Linked DNA regions of Homo sapiens: region 2 is linked to region 1. The links are chromatin loops, found by intact Hi-C in ENCODE. Cell type or tissue: CD4-positive, alpha-beta T cell. All regions are shown on one strand. Links, peaks and the distances in the headings refer to the core of each region. The heading gives the core; the rest is flanking DNA. Region 1 has its middle 35 kb from the start of SPDYE3. Region 2 holds the start of TRAPPC14 (trafficking protein particle complex subunit 14).

The links. Hi-C counts contacts between places; a loop is a spot of excess contacts. Peaks named below come from ENCODE experiments on the same cell type or tissue, not always from the same donor. Only the 100,000 strongest peaks of a DNase experiment are listed, where the experiment ranks them.
Region 2: a loop joins it to region 1, with 2.5 times the contacts of the local background. A loop is called at or near these places in 4 of 110 quality-filtered maps.

What each region holds. Positions count from the first base shown.
Region 1 is chr7:100,269,871-100,275,230 of GRCh38, forward strand. It overlaps the pseudogene CASTOR3P. Among named protein-coding and RNA genes, the nearest start is that of SPDYE3, 35 kb to the right of the region's middle. RefSeq lists an enhancer at 456-977 and silencers at 1,846-1,895, 1,956-2,275, 2,556-2,645. In CD4-positive, alpha-beta T cell, for the core only: no CTCF peak of the experiment used is centred there; a DNase peak (open chromatin) is centred at 2,411; H3K4me3 peaks cover 1,455 bases.
Region 2 is chr7:100,156,152-100,161,511 of GRCh38, forward strand. It overlaps TRAPPC14 (trafficking protein particle complex subunit 14), which reads right to left and starts at 2,572. Exons shown (of 11, transcript NM_018275.5): 1 at 1,938-2,572; 2 at 1,692-1,787; 3 at 1,482-1,611; 4 at 1,222-1,308; 5 at 943-1,063; 6 at 694-841; 7 at 483-565; 8 at 235-398. The coding sequence starts at 2,348. It overlaps GAL3ST4 (galactose-3-O-sulfotransferase 4), which reads right to left. Exons shown (of 4, transcript NM_024637.5): 4 at 3,093-4,808. The coding sequence ends at 3,777. MIR4658 (microRNA 4658) reads right to left here and starts at 518; the gene lies at 454-518. RefSeq lists silencers at 1,679-1,855, 1,887-2,036, 2,067-2,706 and an enhancer at 4,153-4,652. In CD4-positive, alpha-beta T cell, for the core only: no CTCF peak of the experiment used is centred there; DNase peaks (open chromatin) are centred at 580, 1,810, 2,610 and 3,300; H3K4me3 peaks cover 2,494 bases; H3K27ac peaks cover 1,799 bases.

The sequences.
Region 1 (5,360 bases), core at 145-5,144:
CGGACCATGGAAACAGAGATGGCCTTTGGCCTCTGAGTCATCTTGAAACTGGACTAGTCAGCTGGGTCACCTGGGCCTGGGACAGGACAGGCTGCTTTCTGCAGGAGGGAGGAAGGGGGACCCACTGAGGGACAGGTTTTCTTGTGTTCCCAGAGGCCAGCAGGGGGGCTTGACCCCAGAGACACGCCTATCCATGAGTACCCAAAGGGGACCCTGAGTTGGGGGCTGGAAGAAGGCCAGTCTCTCCACCAAGGGAAAGGGGCTGAGGGACCCTGCCCTTTGCTGCCTTTCTAAGAAGCCCCCAAATGCCCCCTCCTTCCAGCACCCAGGCCCTGTGCACAGCCGCAGCCTGAGTCATCATCCTCATTTGAATGGTGGCCGAGAAATCAGCCAGGGGGCTGCCCAGGGCTGAGGGCCAAGACTTGGAAAAACAAGGCTGTTCTGTTACCTCCAAGCCTTGGAACGTCCAGCCCGGCTAGGGAGTGGGGGGCAGAGGGCAGGCAGAAGCAGGATCTGAAGGTGTCAACAGCCAGAGGGGGCTTTGTGTGAGGGGTGGGGGCGCGGTTCAGAATCCGAGCTGTTGGCTTTTGTTTTCAAATGACCTGTTTAATCATTACCCTTTGCAATCAACGGGGAGCACAGGCTCCGTGGCAGAGGCTTGGCGACTATTTCAAATCTCCATCCCCTACTGAGCAGCCGGAGAAGAAAGTAAACAAGATGCCACCGGCAGGTCTGGCTCCATCTCGCAAACAATAGCCGGACTGAGCACCCGGCTCAGACACACACATCAAAGTGAGATTTCCAAGCCAGAACTTTTCACAGGCAGATAACAGGCTGGGATGGAATTATTTCCCTGTGTCCCTTGAGCTCAGTGCCAAAGGGGGCAGCCTACAGGGGCTGTCATTTTCACGCTAACCTTGACCCGAAACGTATTCATTCATTTTGCAGTGAGGGAGAGCCACCACCGCCCCAAACCGCGAAAAACCAACCAGTAACAACTTTATCATTCCTTTTTAACAGTCACAATCGTGGGCAAATGAGACTTAAGTTACAGCAGCTAGCTGGCACTCACACTCCCCTCGGCTCAGGGTCCTTAAACAACAACAACAAAACCCTAATGCAAGCACCCACCGGGGCTCACAATGTCAAACCCTTACCTGGCATAGGGAAAATCCAAGTGAGAGAGAGAGTGAGTGTCTGTGTGTGTGTGTGTGTGATTCCATCTGTTACCTTCCAAGGCCTTCAACTATTTTTCCCCCAGCAGCATCCAAGCCCAGCCTCAAGGCAGATGCATAAACATGCCTGCTCCTCCCCTTCTACGGTTGGGCAAAACATCCCCCCACCCCCTTTCCAGGACCCCAAGGAGAAAGAATCACGTCCTCTGTAGCCCCTCCCTGGCCCTCGCCTACCCCCCGTTTCCCCCCCAATTCCAGGCCGTCCGCAGCAAGCCTCGTAGGCACCTTGAGATAAACACCCACTAATGATTTTATGATTTTCTGCTCTGGGTAACCGCGCTCAGCGGAATCCCTCCCCACGCCGTGGCGACGGGGGCCGGCCCAACCGAGGGATGGGGGTATGGGGGCGTTTGTTTTTTCCACGGCCTCGTCCCCACACCTGTTTTTCATTCATTCATTCGTTCGTTCCTTCATCCATTCACGGATCCGTCACTGCAGCCGCCCCAGCCCCCCGGATTTCGGGAAGGGGGCTGCGATGGGGGAGGGGGTGGGAGATGGGGGGGACGACAGAGGTGGGGGGTGGCGCACCGAGGGGTGGAGGGTTGCGAGGGGTCCGGGAGCCAGGACCCTGCGGCTCCGGCTTTGTCAGACGCGAGCGAAGCGGCGGCGGGGGCGGGGCGGGGGCGCTCCCGGGGCCCGAAGTTGTCTTCCGAGGCGCGGCGGCGAGGACAGCGGCCCGGGGTGCGCCCCCTTTGTCTGTCCCCGGCAGGCGCCGCGTCCCCGCGCGCTTACCTGGTCTTGGAGAACAGGAAGGCAAGTTTGATCAGGCCCGTAGGTGAACAGCGGGATACTCTCCTTGGCGACGCTGGCAACTTGCAGCCGGTGCTCCAGGATGTGGAGTTCCATCGTCCGCCCGCGCCCCGTCCGCGGCAGCTCATCCGCTGGGGGACGAGCCGCGGCCCCCGCCCCCTCCGCGCCCTGCCGGCACCGACAGCCGGCCCGGGGACCCGGGAGCTCGGCGCCAGGCGCGGGGGGCGGCGGCGGCCGGACCGGGCCGGACAAAAGGGAGGAGGCCCGCCAAGTTGCGAGGGGGAGCCACGGGTCGAGGGAGGCAGCGCCGGCGGAGCAGCGGCGCGCGGGTGCCGGCGCGGGGAGCAGCTGGTGTTCGCTGTAACAAACAACTTGCCACTCAAACGCCGGTCCCCACTGCGCATGCGCGGTCCGCGCGCGGCCTGCCAGGACTTGTAGTCCGCCTGCGGGGCTCTCCCGGTGCTGCTGCTGCTGCTGCCGCCGCCGGGCGGCCGGAGCTACCGGCAGCCCGATGCACGGGAAATGCAGGAGAGCGGGCACCCTCAGGACCACGGGGAAGGCCGAGGGGAGGCACGGGGCGGGTGGAGCCAGCCTGAGCCTAGGCGCGCCCTCTGGCACCCACTCAGGCTCGGTACTAGGCGCTTGGAGTGTAAAGCGAGCAAACCAGACGACTCCGGTGCTGGAGAAGGCCCGAGTCTGGGAGCGCCAAGATGTAGGGCAATCGGTCATGAGAGTGCAGAGAAGCCAAACCAAAAAGCTTGCTGGGGACCCGGAGGGAGGGGATTGACAGGTCAAAGGGGGTGACCTGGGGGGAGGGGGACACTCAGGCTGGGTTTTGAAGGATGAATGGGAGTTCGTAGCAAGGGAGTGAGGGCGCGCGGTTGAAGGACAGAAGCCTTCGGGAGGCTGAGGCAGGTGGATCGCCTGATGTCAGAAATTTGAGACCAGCCTGGTCAACGTGGTGAAACCCTGCCTCTACTAAAAATACAAAAGTTAGCAGGGCATGCTGGTGAGTGACTGTAATCTCAGCTACTCAGGAGGCTGAGGCAGGAGAATCGCTTGAACCTGGGAGGCGGAGGTTGCAGTGAGCTGAGATTGCACCACTGACTCCAGCCTAGGCAATAGAGTGAGAGTTCATCTCGAAGAAACAAAACAAACACAGTACAAACCAAAAAACAAAACCCAGCTGGGTGCAGTGGCTCACGCCTATCATCCCAGCATGTTGAGAGGCTTGAGTTGGGCAGATCACTTGAGGTCAAGAGTTCAAGACTAACCTGGTCAACATGGTGAGATCCCGTCTCTACTAAAATTACAAAAAAATTAGCTGGGAACGGTCGCATGTGCCTGTAATCCCAGCTACTAGGGAGGCTGAGGCAGGAGAATCACCTCAACCTGGGAGATGGCAGTTGCAGTAAGCCAAGATGGCGACACTGCACTCCAGCCTGGGCGACAGAGTGAGTGAGACTATGTCTCAAAGAAACAAAAAAAAAAAAGAAAGAAAAATCTCCAAGTATGTTTGGAAGAGGTTGACCAACTGCCCTGATTTTCCTGGGACCAAGGAGAATTTCAAGATGTAAGACTTTCATTTTCGAAACCAGGACACTCTCCAGGAAGACAAGTTGGTCACAGGACTTTGAAACGATTTACTTATGTAAATCTATGAACTCTAAATACAGATCGAGTATTGTGAATGAAAATTGAGCATCCAAACTGAGATGTGCTATCGTGTAAAATGAACCCTGGATTGCAAAGATTATTATGAAAAAACTTTATTTTATTAATAATTTAAAAATATTGATTATATGTTGAAACACTTTTTTTTTTTTCTGAGATGGAGTCTCACTGTGTCACCCAGGCTGGAGTACAGTGGCGCAATCTTGGCTCACTGCAACCTCTGCCTCCTGTGTTCAAGTGATTCTCCTGCCTCAGCCTCCTGAGTAGCTGAGATTACAGGCATGCGCTACCACGCCCAGCTAATTTTTTTATAGCAGAGACAGGGTTTCACTGTGTTGGCCAGGCTAGTCTGGAACCCCTGACCTCAAGTGATCTGCCCGCCTCGGCCTCCAAAGTGTTGGGATTACAGGCATGAGCCCCCACACCGGCCTTTTTTTTTTTTTTTTGAAATGGAGTCTTGCTCCCTCGCCCAGGCTGGAGTGCAGCAGCACGATCTTGGCTCATTGCAACCTCTGCCTCCCGGATTCAAGCGATTCTCCTGCCTCAGCCTCCTGAGTACAAGTGCGCATCATCATGCCCAGCTAATTTTTGTATTTTTGGTAGAGACGGGGTTTCACCATGTTGACCAGGCTTGTCTCGAACTCCTGACCTCAGGTGATCTGCCTGCCTCAGCCTCACAGAGTGCTGGGATTACAGATGTGAACCACTGTGCCTGGCCAAAATGCTAATATTTTGGCAGCACTTTGGGAGGTCGAGGCAGGCGGATCACTTGAGTTCAGGAGTTTGAGACCAGCCTGGCCAACATGGTGAAACCAAACCCCACCTCCACTAAAAATACAAAAAAATTAGCTTGGTGTTGTGGCGGGCACCTATAATCCCAGCTATTTAGGAGGCTGAGGCAGGAGAATTGCTTAAACCTGGGAGGCAGAGGTTGCAGTGAGCCGAGATCATGCCACTGCACTCCAGCCTGGGCAACAGAGTGAGACTCTGTCTCAAAAAAAAAAAAAAAAAAAAAAAAAGCAGAGTGAAGTCAGCACCCAATTCAACATGGCAGGTTCTAGAGAGGTTCAAATCATGATGGGGCAGGGTGCGATGAGGGGAGGTCCCTTCTGTTACAGGCTACTGTTAGTCCACACTTCGTCTGACCTAGTGGCCTTCTGTGCATGGCGGCCACCCAGCATAGATTTTGATGATTTCCCATGTCACAAGCCCTGTCTTCACAAGGTGAGCTTCTGCAGCCTCCCTGTGGCTAAGATGCAGGCACATCACACCTGTGTATGGCTCAGGTTCAGAAGTGAGCAAAAGGTGCATGGATGGGATTTCAGAGAAGGCAGCAGGGATTTGTCTGGTAACAATTACTATATACTACATAGCTCACACTTAGTGGAGAAAAATGACAAAATAGCCCGGTGCAGTGGCTTATGCCTCTAAGCACGGTGGCTCATGCCTGTAATCCCAACAACTTGGGAGGCTGAGATGGGAGGATTGCTTGAGACCAGGAGTTTGTGACTAGCAAGATCCTGTCTTAAAACATTAAAAAAAAAAAAAAAAAAGCTGGGGATGGTGGCACATGCCTGTTGTCCCAACTACTTGGGAGGCTGAGGCAGGAGAATCACTGGAACTGAGGAGTTCAAGGCTGCAGTGAGCTGTGATAGCACCACTGCACTGTTGTCTGGGCAGCCAGGCAGGACCCTGTCAAAA
Region 2 (5,360 bases), core at 78-5,077, 110 kb before region 1:
GTGCAGCTCCAGTGTCTATGCCCTGAAAGTCACTCTGCCCCACTGCCTCTCTAAACTCTCCATCTAGGACACTGGGGAGACCACCCAGGTACAGGGCGGAAGCCACCTGCCACAAGTCGCCTCCTGTGATGGGGCTGGCACCAAATTTGGCTGTTTTCACTGTCCTGCCTCCCTGACTTTTTCCTTTCTCTTCCCCTCCCTGGGGACCAAATTCCTACCTGGCAGCTGACCTACCAGCCTGTGCATGCTCTGGGGTCCACACGAGCCTCACAGCAAGGAAGTCTTGGAGATTGTTAAGCAGCGTGTAGGTGACAGTGAAACGCTCGTAGGTCCGAACAGGGGACTTACAAGAAGCGGTCATCACAAAACACGGGCGGTCCAAGCGGACACTGGGCAGGCTAGGAGTGGTGAGAGAGGGATGCTGGCTGTGTGTGTCAGGCCACAAAGGCGAACGCCACGATTCCTCCAGGATCCACACTCACCGGTAGTGGGTGTAGATGCTCTGAGTGAAGGGCAGCTTTGGGGTAGACCACTGAACCACAGCAATCAGGGGAACTTCCAGGCCCTGCAGGAGGGACAAAGGGGGTTGGCACAGGTATTAAGAGTGCCCCTCCCATCTTGAGTCAGCTGCCTGGTCTTTCCCTCCCACTGCCTTATCACTTTTCTTTGAACACACCAGCCCCTTATGCTCACCTCCTTGGCCCCTGGAGGGGGCTGCTCACCCCCTCTCAGCTGAAACAGGAAGTTGTGTTCCTCCAGGGCATTCAGCGGGCAGGGGAAGCAGCCAGAGGTCCCGGGTAGGCGGCAGAAGGAGCCCATGGAGACTTCCCCAGACTGGTGACTAGCTCAGAAAAGAGGACAAGGCATGGTCTCCCCATGCCAGAGCTCAGCCCCTGAAGCCATCCCCACCACTTCACAGCCTCGCCCCTCCCAGGACCTCACCAGACATTGTCCACCAGCAGCACAGAGCCATCGGGCATGACAGGTAGATAACTGGCGTTGAAGTTGGGGAGGATTCGGATATCCCAGATGGAGATTTCCTCCTGAGAGGAGCTGTTCAGCACTGTGGGAGAGGACCAGCTTGGCTCAGAATAGCTGGACCCCTCAGGCCCCACCTTTACCCAGAAAAAACCGGACCTACCCCACCAGCCTGCCCAGAGGAACTGCATCCAATCAGTTCCCTTGTTGCTCCCGGAGGCTGGAGCCGGCAGCCCTGCTTACCCTTGAGCACGGTCAAGTGTTTTCCAGCCACAGTGAACTGCCGGCATCTCAGAACCGGAGGGGGCAGCAGAGTCAGCAGCGTGCTCACTGCGGGAGGGGGTGGGGGCAAGAAGTGATGGTCTGGAGGCTGACCTCACCTCCAACCCAGAATTCTCACCTTCCTCTTCTCAGAGCCCATTAGCCACTTTCCAGTGTGACCCCTCCCCTCTGTCCCCCAATTCCCAGACTCTAGCCCTTTGCCTCTGCGCTGCCCTGCCCACCTTGGGCCTTGAAAGCGCTCTGCTCGCCCCGGAATGTCTCCCCAGGAGATCGGGTCTGCAGCAATCGCAGGTAGCCTTGATCTCTGACCTCTGGTGCCTCAATCTCCCGCTTCCACACAGTCACTACAATCTGTCAAGAGGAAAGACAGATGGCTGAGCCCGGAAAAGGTGTCTGAATTAGGACAATAGCTCCACTCTTGCTCATCTTACCTTGGCCTTAGGTGTCCCTGGGGGCAGTCTATCCAGTGAAACGGTGAGTGGGAAGATGACCTCATCTGTGGACACAATCGGTTCCTCCACAGGCAGCTGGGGTTGGGAAAGGGGTGAAGAGGTCAGGAGCAAGTCAGAGGCAGCCTGCAGCCTTTCCCTTTAAGACCGGCAGTTCATCTGCCTCCTGCCTCAGGCCCCCAGCAAACCGCCCCTCCGTCCTGTGCCAGGTCCCCCAAAGCTCCTCACCGTGGTCGCTCCCCCTGAGGTAGCAGGGCCCGGGCCGTGGGTGAGAAGGGGGCTGCAGCCTCGGAACAAACCCCCACCCCCAGGATCCCCTCCCCCTGGGGGCTCCGAATCCTGGTCGCCGGCGCCGCCGCCCCCCGGCATCCCGCCTCCGGCGCTGACCGAGGCCAGGGCGGCCAGGGCGGTTGCCAGTTCTGCCCAGGCTCCTCTGGAGCCCAAGCCCGGGCCGCCCCCGGTGCCGGACCCCGCACCGCCCCGGCAGCGCAACACCAGCAGAAAACGGACAGTCTCCCCCAAGTACAGATGGTTGCGCCGGGGCAGCGCCCGGTACCGGCCCGGATCCCCTGCCAGCTCCGCGCGCGGCGGCAGCGGCACGGCCGGGAAGTACATCGAGTAGTCGCACTGGGACTCCATGGGGCGGCGAGGACGGCGCGACTGGGAGCCCGGACCGGAGGCCGACCGCCGGCGGGGCCCGCTAGGGTGGGTCCAGAGGGTCCCGACACCTCCGGCTGCTGCGCCCGGCTGGGGCGGCCGGAGAGACCGGCCCGGTCCCGGCACCGGGGCAACGAACCCGAACCGAGACCCGGCAGCGCCGGAACCGGGGTACTGAGCCGAATGACTGGAGAGAAACAGGAAGCGGAAGGGAGGGGGCGTGGCCGCCGAGGCCCCGGAATCTGCGGGTGCCCGGACCGTGGAGGAGGGGGCGGGGTCCCGCTGCTCTGAGGCTGCGAGAATGCAGGCGGGGGCTGCGGCCAGGCTTCTTGGAAAAGAAATGGAAGACCTCGTCGGCCAGGCGGGTTGGCTCACGCCAGTAATCCCAGCACTGTGGGAGGCCGAGGCGGCAGGATCGCTTGAGGCCAGGAGTTCAAGACCACCCTGGCCAACATAGCAAGAACTCCTCTCTGCAAAAAATTTAAAAATTATCCGGGCGCGGTGGCGCGCGCCTGTATTCCCAGCTACTTAGAAGGCCTAGGCAGGAGGATCCTTTGAGCCCAGGAGTTTGAGGCTGAAGTGAGCTATGATTGGGACACTGGACTGCAGCCTAGGTGACAGAGTGAGATCTTGTCTCGGAAAAAAAAAAAAAAACAACCCTTCCAACCCCACTTCTCCCAGGAAGATTCTCCATCCCTCCCCTTTCCACCCTCCATAAATCAAGTAGAAGTTTCAAATTATTTATTCATTCAACAAACATGTCAGAGAGAAATGAACAGTCTAGTAGCAAATATTTCATAGAGAAATGGACGTATCATTCCAACTCACCACGCCCCAAACTTCCTGTGGCTCACTCCATCTTTTGCCCCTCTAGGGAGCTTCGGTGATGTGGATCTGCCTTGGGGCAGGAAAGGGGAAGGGGAGGTCAGGCCTAGTGGCTCACGCCTGTAATGGCAGCACTTTGGGAGGCAGAGTCATGTGGATCACCTGAGGTGAGGAGTTCAAGACCAGCCTAACCAACATGTTGAATCCCTGTCTCTAAAAATATAAAAATTAGCCGGGTATGGTGGCACGTATCTGTAATCCTAGCTACTCTGGAGGCTGAGGCAGGAGAATCGCTTGAACCTGGGAGGCAGAGGTTGCAGTGAGCCGAGATCATGCCACTGCACTCCAGCCTGGGGGACAGAGCAAGACTCCGTTTCAAAAAAAAAAAAAGTTGGGGGGAAAGAACAAAATGAGTGGAGGGTGGAGGAGGGAAGCACTGCTGGGAGCCCAGCGAAGAGGGGGCTTGCATCGGGACAAAGACTCATCCCTTCTGGGAGATGCAGAAATGGCATCTTGCTGCCCCCCACTCATCACATGTGCCCTTCAAACATGGCTGCTCTTCCACCTAAATCTGTAGTCTGATGTTTATGGGGAGAGTGGCCTTGAAGTCTTGAGGGGCAGTGAGACGGTAGGGGGGAACTGCTTGGCATCCAGCTTGTCCTTGTACTGGAGCTCAGGGGTAGCTAGGCGCTCACATTCCTCTTGGTCTTGGGGGCTCAATCCACTCCGAAGTATATAGCCCAAAACCTTAGCTGACCCAAACTGGAAGGGGCGGAACCGGCGATCAGTGATGTATTTGGGGTCAGAAGCCTCACCCCCTACCAGACAATGTTTCGCTAGGGCCTCTCGGCGAGCCCGGAGCTCGGCCACAGCTGTCTGCAGCCGGCCCTGGCCGTATTTCTCTATCCGTGCCCAGAGACTGCGGTTGAAGTGGACATAGAGAGCCCAGTCCAGGTTGTTCCAGGCTCGGGCCCGTGCAGTCAGCTGCCGGTCCTCCGCAGTCAGTCCACTGTTGCTGACAGTGCTGAGGCCCTGCTTATGTCCAGCCTGGGCATTGTGCATGAAGCCCACCACGTCATCTAGACCCCAGCACAGGGCATCTGCCAGCAGAACCAATGACTCATCGAAGTACTCAGCCACCATGACCAGGTCAAAGACAGAGTCCAGCCATGCCAGACCCCACTGGATGAAGGATGAAGACCCCAAATCGAAAGAGGCAGGGCTTGATATCTGGCTGCGATGATCAGTAACAGTGGAAACAGGATGGATGAGGGCATTGGGATTGAGGGTTTGGGCTCGAGGGCCAGCACCAGAAGGCAAGACCTGCAGCTGTGGGGGGTTGGGGTCTCTGGGGGGATGAATATTCCCTCTCTTGGCCCTCTTCTCTGGGGGAAAGGGCAGGCCAAAGTCAAACCATAGTAAGTTGCGAGCGTAGTGGTCCCCACGGGCCCCAGGCCTGTAGAAGCCTCGAGGATTGGCCAGGAAGGCAGCCAAAGATGGTGACTTGCGGAAGGCTGATGAGGTGGATTTATAGTAGGAGAAGGCAGAGCGAGCCAGAGCCGCTGGGTCTCGGACAATGGAAAAAAAGAAGCTGTCAGAAGGCATGACCTGAAGTACCTGCAGAGGAGGGAAGACAGAAGAGAGAGAACTGGGCTGGGGAGAAGGTATGCATAAGTATGCACAAGCCATGTGTCCGCTGACCAGCCTCCTGAAACCTCCTCCTCCCAGCTCTGCTAGGAATCCCCAGCTTCCATCACTTGCTGAGTGGCAAGTTACTTAACATCTCTGAGACTCAATTTGCTTATCTGCAAATGGGGATAATCATACTTTCTCAAGTGACTATGAAAGATACATGAGATAAAACATACAAGAAATCTGGAGCATGGAGCCAGGCATGTTTTGTGTGCCTGTAGTCCCAGCTACTCAGGAGGCTGAGGCAGTAGGATGGCTTGAGCATTGCTATGTTGCCGAGGCCAGCCTGGGCAACATAGCGAGACCCTGTCTCTACAAAAATAAAACTAAAAAGCCGGGCATGGTGGCTCAAGCCTGTAATCCCAGCACTTTGGGAGGCCGAGGCGGGCGGATTACTTGAGGTCAGGAGTTCGAGACCAGCCTGGCCAACATGGTGAAACCCCGTCTCTACTAAAAATACAAAAAAATTAGCCAGGT